2 separate regions of the Homo sapiens genome follow, and region 1 is linked to region 2. A link is a loop called in an ENCODE intact Hi-C map of the cell type or tissue named here. Cell type or tissue: PC-3. All regions are shown on one strand.

Region 1 (5,000 bases), 360 kb before region 2:
ACTTGGTTTTGTTCTATCCTACATTTGAGATTTCTATTTTATGTTGAACTTGCTGCTTTTTTTCATATTGAAAAGATGACATCGCCCCAAGAGCCAAAAATAAATGGGAATTGAAAAAAGCTGCGAGATGTGTGCTTATTTAGGGAAACACGGCTGGCTGATGGAGGCATGGGGCCTGAGTTCAGTTGCACTGCTCTCCTTAAATTGACACTTAATATTGAGTCCCTGTCCTACGGATTCAACCAACTGGATATTGGGAAAAGAGTTGTACTGGACATGTATAGACTTCTCATTATTCCCTAAACAATAATAGTATAAATTATTTACATAATATTTGCATTAGATTAGGTATTACAAGTAACGTAGAGATGATTTGAAGTACACAGGTTATATGCAAGTACTACATTTTATATGAGGGACTTGGGTGTCTGCCGATTTGGTATCTCAGGGAGGTACTGGTAAGGACACTGACTGCTTTATAGACCCTCACATCATTGTTTCTGGTACCCAAACTGCTCTGAGCACCAGTCAGTCTTTACTGTAGTCTCTGACAGCTCACTACAGCCTTGATGTCCTGGGCTCAAACAATCCATCTCATTCTCCCAAGCAGCTGGGACTGTAGGCATAAGCCAGGTGAGCCAGTGCACCAGGCCCACCAATGAGTCTTAACTGGGGAAGGCATAGGCTTAGATGCAGGATCCAGGGATGGAAAATGGAAGCTGAGAAGAATGACAAATCACGTGTAACTGGTTTCCAGACCAGCATCCACATCCTCTGGGAACTTGCAGAAATAAATGCAAGTTTTTCATCCCACCCAGATGTACTGAACCATAAATGGTTGAACTGGCCTTGGCCACCCAGCCCAGGATTCCTTTGGGTTATGTGTACCCATGGCCATTTCCTGTGATCCTGTGGGCTTAGTCAACCTATGACACCAAGATAACTAGTGAAGCCCTGGTATGGTGGCTCCCACTTGTAATCCCAGCACTCTGGGGGGCCGAGGCAGGAGGATGGCTTGAGCCCAGGAGTTCCACACCAGCCTGGGCAGCAGTGAACCATCTAACAAAAAAAAAAGCTGGGCATGGTGGTGCATGCCTGTAGTCCCAGCTGCTGGGGTAGAGGGGGGTGGTGGTTGTTGGGGGTAGGGGGGTGGGGATTGGATGGGAGGATTGCCTGAGCCTGGGAGGTAGAGGCTGCAATGAGCCCTGACCCTACCCCTGCACCCCAGCCTGGGTGACAGAGCAAGACCTTGTCTTTTTTTTTCTTTTTTCTTGAGATGGAGTCTTGCTATGTTGCCCAGGTTGGAGCACATTGGCGCGATCTTGGCTCGCTACAACCTCTGCCTCCCGGGTTCAAGGAATTCTGCCTCAGCTTCCCAAGTAGCTGGGATTACAGGCACCCACCATCACGCCGGGCTAATTTTTGTATTTTAGTAGAGATGGGGTTTCACCACGTTGGCCAGGACTGGTCTCAAACTCCTGACCTCAAGTGATCCACCCGTCTCAGCCTCCCAAAAAGTTCTGGGACTACAAGCATGAGCCACCGTGCCCGGCCCAAGCCCAAGACCTTGTCTTTAAAAAAAAAAAAGGATAACTAGGCGGGATTGCTACCTTATGGTCCCATTCTAAAACAATCTGTACCATCTACTACCTCATACTTTTAAGTTCACAATGCAAGTCTCAAAGCTACCCTGAAAACAATAATTCCTTTTGCCATGTTTTCAGGAATTCTAGGAACTAGTATTATTCCCAACATTCCTTCTATTTTAGCATGCTTTTCTGACTATAATACACTGTTGGGGGGAAAAATTAACTCTAAAACTCTTGACAGTATATAAGTAACTTGCTTTTCTCCCATTCTAGAAAGCCTATTGTATGCAAGAAAGCCTATTGTATGCAAGGGAAGAAGCTACATTCTAGCATTCATTTTCTTTCTAATAGAGCCAGGATCTTGCTTTGTCACCCAGGCTGGAATGCAGTGGTGTGATCATGGCTCACTACAGCCTTAGACTCCTGAGCTCAAGTGATCCTCCCACCTTAGCCTCCCAAGTAGCTAGGACTATAGGCAAGAGTCACCATACCTGAGTCTAGCATTCATTTTTTTTCTCTTTTTTTTTGAAACAGTCTCACTCTGTCACCTAGGCTAGAGTGCAGTGGTGCGATCTTGGCTCACTGCAACCTCTGCTTCCCAGGTTCAAGTAATTCTCCTGCCTCAGCCTCCCAAGTAGCTGGGACTACTACTTGGCATGTTTCACCCTGCCTGGCTAATTTTTGTATTTTTGGTAGAGACAAGGTTTCGTCATGTTGGCCAGGCTGGTCTTGAACTCCTGACCTCAGATGATCTGCCTGCCTTGGCCTCCCAAAGTGCTGGGATTACAGGCATGAGCCACTGTGCCGGGCCAAGCATTAATTTCCAGTTGCTTCTGTTTTATTAGTACTTACTTACAGCAATTTATTTGGGTAGCAAAGTTGAAAACCTCCAGCCCATCCCTCAGTCTTGGTCAGGAAAATATTCTAGACAACAGGCTCAAACAGTCTGATTTAATTAGGAAGTTAAATAAGTTGAGGTGGGGTGGAGTGGGATCATCAGAAGGCTGACATGGGACCGCTGGAGTTGGCAATCATAGCAGTGTGAGGTTGGCAAGGGGAGCAACCCCCTTCAAGACAAGGCACAAACTATTTGGCAAGGAGAGATGAGGGGTGGGACCTCACTGTCAATGGACATGCTCAGGGAGGCCAGTGGGTTACATGCAACAGGAGGATCATTCAGGCAACTTCAGCTATGAGGCTGGGCATCTGTGAGGGCTGAAGGCTCAGGCTGTTCTCAAAGGCTTGTGATTCACCTGGCAAAAAGACAACAGTAGATGACACTTGGGAACATTCGGGAGGCTGAGGCCCCTACTCTCCCGGGCCCCAGTTTAGACGAATGGGCTATAGGCAGAACACACACGGCCAGGGTTCTTTCTGGTGCCCTACCACCTGTTTCCCCAAACAAAGACATCAGGACCCACATACAATAAATCACTGAAGAGAGGAGAGGGGGCAGAGCCTTGTTTGCACACTCTCCTTAGCTCTGAATATTCTACTGCAGGCCTCCAGGAGGCTCCAAGGAACCCAGCTTGAAGGTCATTGGTATGATCCAGTGCTTTTATTTACATACGCTTTTTTTTTTTCTTTTTTTTTTTGAGACGGAATCTCACTCTATCACCCAGGCTAGAATGCAGTGGTGCGATCTTGGCTTACTGCAGCCTCCGCCTCCTGAGTTCAAGTGATTCTCCTGCCTCAGCCTCCCGAGTAGCTGGGATTACAGGTATGCGCCACCATACCCAGCTAATTTTTGTATTTTTGGTAGAGATGGGGTATCACCATGTTGGCCAGGGTGATCTCAAACTTCTGACCTCAGCTGATCGTCCACCCTGGCCTCCCAAAGTTCTGGGATTACAAGTGTGAGCCACAGCACCCAGCCCGAATATGCATTTCTTTCTCTTTTTTTTTTTGAGACAGAGTCTTGCTCTGTTGCCTAGGATGGAGTGCAGTGGTGCTATCTCGGCTCACTGCAAGCTCTGCCTCCCAGGTTCACACCATTCTCCTGCCTCAGCCTCCCCAGCAGCTGGGACTACAGGCACACACCGCCACGCCCGGCTGTTTTGTATTTTTAGTAGAGACGGGGTTTCACTGTGTTAGCCAGGATGGTCTCAATCTCCTGACCTCGTGATCCGCCCGCCTCAGCCTCCCAAAGTGCTGGGATTACAGGCATGAGCTACCGCGCCTGGAATTTTTTTTTTTTTTTGAGATAGAGTCTTATTCTGTCACCCAGGCTGGAGTGCAGTGGTGTGATCTCAGCTCACTGCAACCTTCGGCTCCTGGGTTCCAGCAATTCTCCTGCCTCAGCTTCCCGAGTAGCTGAGATTACAGGCATGCACCACCAAGCCTGGCTAATTTTTTTTTGTATTTTTAGTAAAGATGGTGTTTCACCATGTTGGCCAGGCTGGTCTCCAACTCCTAACCTCAGGTGATCTGCCTGCCTCAGCCTCCCAAAGTGCTGGGATTACAGGCGTAAGCCACTGCACCTGGCCCCATTTCTTTAACATACACATAATGCTTACTATATACCAGGCACTATTCTAAACACTGCAAATATTTGCTCGAGCCCCTCAACAATTCAACAGGGTAGTTTCTAATTATTAACCCAATTTTAAGATGAGGAAACAGGTATAGAGAGGTTGATTACTTGTCCAAGATTACAGCTAGCAGGCATTGTAGCTAGGATTCGCAACAAAACAGTGGTTCCAGAGCCTGTTTGCTGACTTCTACCATGATCTACAGGTGAATTAACTGGGGCGCTGAGAAAAGCAGTGATATGCCCTAGAATTAATTAACTGTCAATAGGCTGCAACTAGTTCCCTATACTAGTGGGGTGACCACAAGCACAGGTTGCAGAGACAGTCGACCTGGATTTCACTCCAGCTGCACTAGCAGAATGAGTAGGAACATGCTGGATGTTGAGTTTCTGGACTTTGTAAAATCCTATATACCCTAATGGTAGTTTGATTTAAAACAACTCATTTATGTAGAAGCTTAGCACTGTGTCTGGCACACAGAAAGTGATTAATAAACATCAATGACTCCCAGGCCTGGATGCTGGTTAAATGCTAGGCATACTGTGTCACACAACACAGGAACCTAGCAATTCTCCTCAGCTCCAACCTGAGACCTCACCTGGGAGATGCTCACGCCTGTGAGTCTTTCCACACTCTCTGGCAGGCGAGTTAGAATGTCCAGTACTTCCCCAGTCACTTTGGCTGCCCCCATGGTCCCACTGCCGCTGGACACCAGTGTGATCTTATTGGCTGAAGTCAAGGGACCACTGATCTCCTCTGCCACCTGGCAGGAGAGAGACACCCACTCAGTGCCCATGATCTGACCACATTCCTCATAAAACAACTTACTCTGGGTTTTAAGGTCCTCGTTCCACTGATCATCCTTCCTCACTTTGGTCAC
Region 2 (5,000 bases):
GGATTTCCTAATGAAATCAAATTTTGATTGTGGAAAGCATAATTAACATGTAGGAAACATCAGTATATTCTAGGACCTGAGAGTAAAGGATGAAGTCCCTTTTAGAGAGATACACTGTTCTCTTTTAGGAAGATGGGCATAGAAGTGCAGGAAGTCAACTAGACGTGTTAAAATATAAATTTTTGGCTGCTTGTAACAGAGACACAAATGCCACTGGTTTAAATTAGGTAGAAAATGTTTTCCCACCCTTGGATCCAAGCACATGAGGACCCTGCCCGGGCTCCATGATCTAGAGGGACCTGCTCTATCATTCCCCCAACTTATAGGACAAAAAGTCCGAGAAGCCAAAGGGATAGACCTACCCATGGAGGTTGCATCTCTTCTACAAGTACTACAGTCTAGGTACTTGGAACCCCTGAATTCCTGGCACTAATGGCCCCCAAGCCTGCTTCCAAGTTTGCATGGGCCTCCTCCTGGGGCCATCGTCCCAGGGGTTATGCCTCGCTGCTGTCGTGCATGCTCTGAGACCCCAAAATGTGGCTGTTTTCAGAGAAGGATATGGGTCTGGAGATTTTAGGGACTTGAATTTTCAGGAAAAGAAAGTAGGGCAGATGCAGGTAGAGGACCCAGAGCTAGTTTTCCTCACTCAGCCATATTCTGCCATGGAACCTAGGGGAGTCTCAGAATTCTAAATTCCAGCCTGGCTGTCCTAGCCTGGATTCCCCAGAAAACAGATTCTCAGATAGATTTATCTGCAGAAGTTTTATTGGGGAACAATCTTGGGACAAACACCTTTAAAAGCTGAGAGAAACGGGACAGGGAAAGGGAGCAGTTGAACTGTAATGAAGCCGTAAAGAGTACTGAGCTGATCTCATGGGTTGTGGAGGCCTCTGGCACTGGAAAAGTCCTTTAAATTTGGCCAAACTCGGCCGGGCGCGGTGACTCACGCCTGTAATCCCAGCACTTTGGGAGGCCGAGTGGGGGAGGATTATCTGAGGTCAGCAGTTCAAGACCAGCCTAGTTAACATGGTGAAACCCCGTTTCTACTAAAAATACAAAAAATTAGCCGGGCATGGTGGCATGCGCCTGTAATCCCAGCTACTCAGGAGGCTGAGGCTGGAGAATCACTTGAACCCAGGAGGCGGAGGTTGCAGTGAGCAGAGATTGTGCCATTGCACTCCAGCTCGGGCAACAAGAGCGAAAGTCCATCTCAAACAAACAAACAAACAAACAAACAAAAAGGTGGCCAAACTTGAAGCAAGGTAACCAGGACTTTGTATGTTCTTATCTTATCTATCAGTCATTGGATGTGGCTGCCCCCAGGGAGGGGAGGTGTAACCTTGGGCAAGACAGCTCTTTTCAGCTAAGGGCAATTCCCAGAGACAGAGCTGTCACAACCAACACCCCTGGCAGCTGGGGAATAAGTGACAATGTTGAAGGTAGGATTTGGGTGGCACACAACAGTATCTGCTACACTAGCCTTCAAGATCAGTATGAAGGTATATTTATCAAGACAAAAGCTGGAACATGTTTTATTCAATAATTTATTTGTTTGACTTATAACAATAAACCATCTCTAACACACATTTCCCTTCCTGATATCAGACAGCTGCTCTGAGGGATACCCGAGACCCACATTCAGGAAGTAAGATAGATATCAGCCTGGACTGCTGAATAGATGCCCTGTGATTTATCTTCAGACATGACTCAGTGGAAATGCAGTTGACTCCATTCTAAAACCTCTCTTGAGAATATTTCCAGGCCCAGTCAACTTATCTTGGTCTCACTATAAGGAAAGGAACTGAGATCAGCTGCACCCTGAGAGGCTAAGATCCTGATAGGGAGCAGGTGAAATCAGGTTGGAAAATAGACAAGACAAAGGCAGGCAGATGTAAGAGGTATTCAAAAGCCCAGTTGTGCTCTATTTTTGCCTTCCACGAGGAATCTTACGGGGAGCTTCCACATTACCCGGTTATTGGTCACGGCGGTGAGTTAAGGCTGTTTTATTGAATGAAATCATCAACCCCCCTCCTTTTCCTGCTAAAACGCAATCTGTTTCCAAGACTTTCCTAATGTAGAGTGATTTTATTGAGCCTAGACCATGGATTTCCCATCTGATAACTCTTTAAGAGGGATGAGATAGAACATAATGTGAGAAAATAACATTGTTCCAAGATTTGTAAATGCTAATAATTGTTGAAGTCCCATGGTAGGTAAATAGAGGTATTTTCTTTATTTTTGTGTAAGTTTGAAAATTTCCATAATAAAAAGTGTTATAAATTGTCTTAGCAGGTCACATAACTAATAATAAAGGTAAAATTTTTGTTGGTCTTAATGAGAGAGAATTTGGAAAGTGGAGATAAGCGGGGCTTTGGAGCTCCTAAACTATTCGGGCTGTGTTTTGACTCAGCGAGCTCAAAGTGGGAGGGCAGGAGAGCTCGCTTTTTAAAAGATCGACAGCGCCATCTACCGGTAAGAGCGCCCAACTCCCTTGCTAAGGATGATATCATTATGCTAGGGTGATAGTAGCAAGCCTCATTGTTAGTCACCTAAGAAGTTAAGACAATAAGAAATCATTCAAAAAATAAAATGGTGGCAGGACGAGGTGGCTCACGCCTGTAATCCCAGCATTTTGGGAGGCCGAGAGGGGAGGATCGCTTGAGCCCAGGAGTTTGAGACCAGCCTGGGCAACATAGTGAGGTCCAAATCGCTACCAAAAAAAAAAAAAAAAAAAGAGAAAAAAAAAAGAAAGGCGTTAAAATTAATTTAAAGATACACAATAATGAAAATATTACAAAGTACTATTATTCAGCCATAAAAAAGAAATTACATTCTATTTATTTATTTTATTTTATTTTATTTTGCAGACAGAGTCTTGCTCTGTCACCCAGGCTGGAGCGCAGTGGCGCAATCTTGGCTCACTGCAACGTCCGCCTCCCCGGTTCAAGGGTTTCTCCTGTCTCAGCCTCCTGAGTAGCTGGGATTACAGGCACGCGCCATCACGCCCAGCTAATTTTTGTATTTTTTTTAGTAGAGACGGGGTTTCACCATGCTGGCCAGGCGGGTCTCCAACTCCTGACCTCAGGTGATCTGCCAGCCTCGGCCTCCCAAAGTGCTGGGATTACAGGCATGAGCCACCGCGCCCAGCAGAAATTACATTCTGATACATGCTACAACATGGATGAACATTGAAAAAATTATGTAAAATGAAATAAGCCAGACACAAAAGGACAAATATTGTATGATTTCACTTACGTTAGATATTTAAAATGGGGAAATCTGGTTTGCCAGCACAGCAGGAAAAAAAATAAATAAAAGTAAAATACAAAAATCATAGAGGTGAAAAGTCAATTTGGCCAGGTGCCGTGGCTCATGCCTGTAATCCCAGCACTCTGAGAGGCTGAGGCAGGAGAACTGTTTGAGGCCAAGAGTTCGAGACCAACCTGGGCAACATGGTGAGACACCCACCCCCACCACCTCTAAAAAAAAAAAAAGAAAAGAAAATAAGTCGATTAGAGGTTACCAGGGGCTGGGCGGAAAGGAGAATGGGGAGTTATTGCTTAATGGGTAATGAGTTTCTGTTTGGAGTAATGAAAAAAATTTGGAAACAGATAGTGGTTGACAGCTGCACAACAACGTCAAATGTAATTAATGCCAATGAATTATACATTTAAAATGGTTAGGCTGGGTGCAGTGGCTCAGGCCTGTAATCCCAGCACTTTGGGAGGCCGAGGTGGGAGGATCACCTGAGGTCAGGAGTTCAAGACCAGCCTGGCCAACATGGTGAAACCCCATCTGTACTAAAAATACAAAAATTAGCCAGGCATAGTGGCAGGCACCTGTAATCCCAGCTACTCAGGAGTCTGAGGCAGGAGAATTGCTTGAACCTAGGAGGTGGAGGTTGCAGTGAGCCGAGATCGTGCCACTGTACTCAAGCGTGGGCAACAGAACGAGACTCCGTCTTGAGAAAATAAAATAAAATAAAATAAAATAAAATGGTTAAATGGGAAATCTTACCTTATATACATTTTCATATATATAACATACACACACACACACACACACACACATATATATACACACACACCACACACACATACAAGTATGAGCCACCACACCTGGCTAAATTGACTTTTCACCTCTATGATTTTCCTATTTTATTTTTATTTATTTTTTTCCCTGCTGTGCTGACAAACCAGATTTCCCCATTTTAAATATCTGATGTAAGTGAAATCATGCAATATTTGTCCTTTTGTTTCTGGCTCATTTCATTTTGCATAATTTTTTTTCAATATTCATCCATGTTGTAGCATGTATCAGAATGTAATTCCTCGTTTATAGCTGAATTATATATATGTTTATTTTTACCACAGTAAAAGAAATTTTAGGCCAGGCATGGTGGCTCATGCCTATAATCCCAGCACTTTGGGAGGCCAAGGCAGGTGGATCACTTGAGCTCAGGAGTTTGAGACCAACCTGGGCAACATGGCGAAACCCTGTCTGTACTAAAAATACAAAAATTAGCCGGGCGTGTTGGTGCACGTATCCATTTCAGCTACTTGGGAGGCTGAGGTGGGAGGATAGTTTGAGCCAGCGAAGTCCAGGCTGCAGTGAGCTGTGATTGTGCCACTGCACTCCAGCCTGGGTGATAGAGCCAGACCTTGTCTCATAATAATAATAATAATGATTAATTAATTTAATTAATTATTTTTTTAAATTTTTTATTTTTTGAGGCGCAGTTTCAGTCTTGTTGCCCAGGCTGGAGTACAATGGCATGATCTCGGCTCACCACAACCTCCGCCTCCCAGGTTCAAGTGGTTGTCCTGCCTCAGCCTCCCTAGTAGCTGGTATTACAGGCATGTGTCACCACACCCGGCTAATTTTTGTATTTTTAGTAGAGACAGGGTTTCTCCAGGTTGGTCAGGCTGGTCTCGAACTCCTGACCTCTGGTGATCTGCCCACCTCGGCCTCCCAAAGTGCTGGGATTACAGGTGTGAGCC

The links. Hi-C counts contacts between places; a loop is a spot of excess contacts. Peaks named below come from ENCODE experiments on the same cell type or tissue, not always from the same donor. Only the 100,000 strongest peaks of a DNase experiment are listed, where the experiment ranks them.
Region 1: a loop joins it to region 2, with 5 times the contacts of the local background. A loop is called at or near these places in 11 of 110 quality-filtered maps.

What each region holds. Positions count from the first base shown.
Region 1 is chr6:30,725,304-30,730,303 of GRCh38, forward strand. TUBB (tubulin beta class I) reads left to right here. Exons shown (of 4, transcript NM_178014.4): 4 at 1-119. FLOT1 (flotillin 1) reads right to left here. Exons shown (of 13, transcript NM_005803.4): 12 at 4,719-4,883; 13 at 2,406-2,842. The coding sequence ends at 2,813. Among named protein-coding and RNA genes, the nearest start is that of TUBB, 7.5 kb to the left of the region's middle. In PC-3, a CTCF peak has its summit at 3,074 (motif pointing right); a DNase peak (open chromatin) is centred at 858; H3K27ac peaks cover 2,139 bases.
Region 2 is chr6:31,085,255-31,090,254 of GRCh38, forward strand. No RefSeq gene overlaps it. Among named protein-coding and RNA genes, the nearest start is that of C6orf15, 25 kb to the right of the region's middle. In PC-3, a CTCF peak has its summit at 2,462 (motif pointing left); DNase peaks (open chromatin) are centred at 1,747 and 2,467; H3K4me3 peaks cover 1,186 bases; H3K27ac peaks cover 870 bases.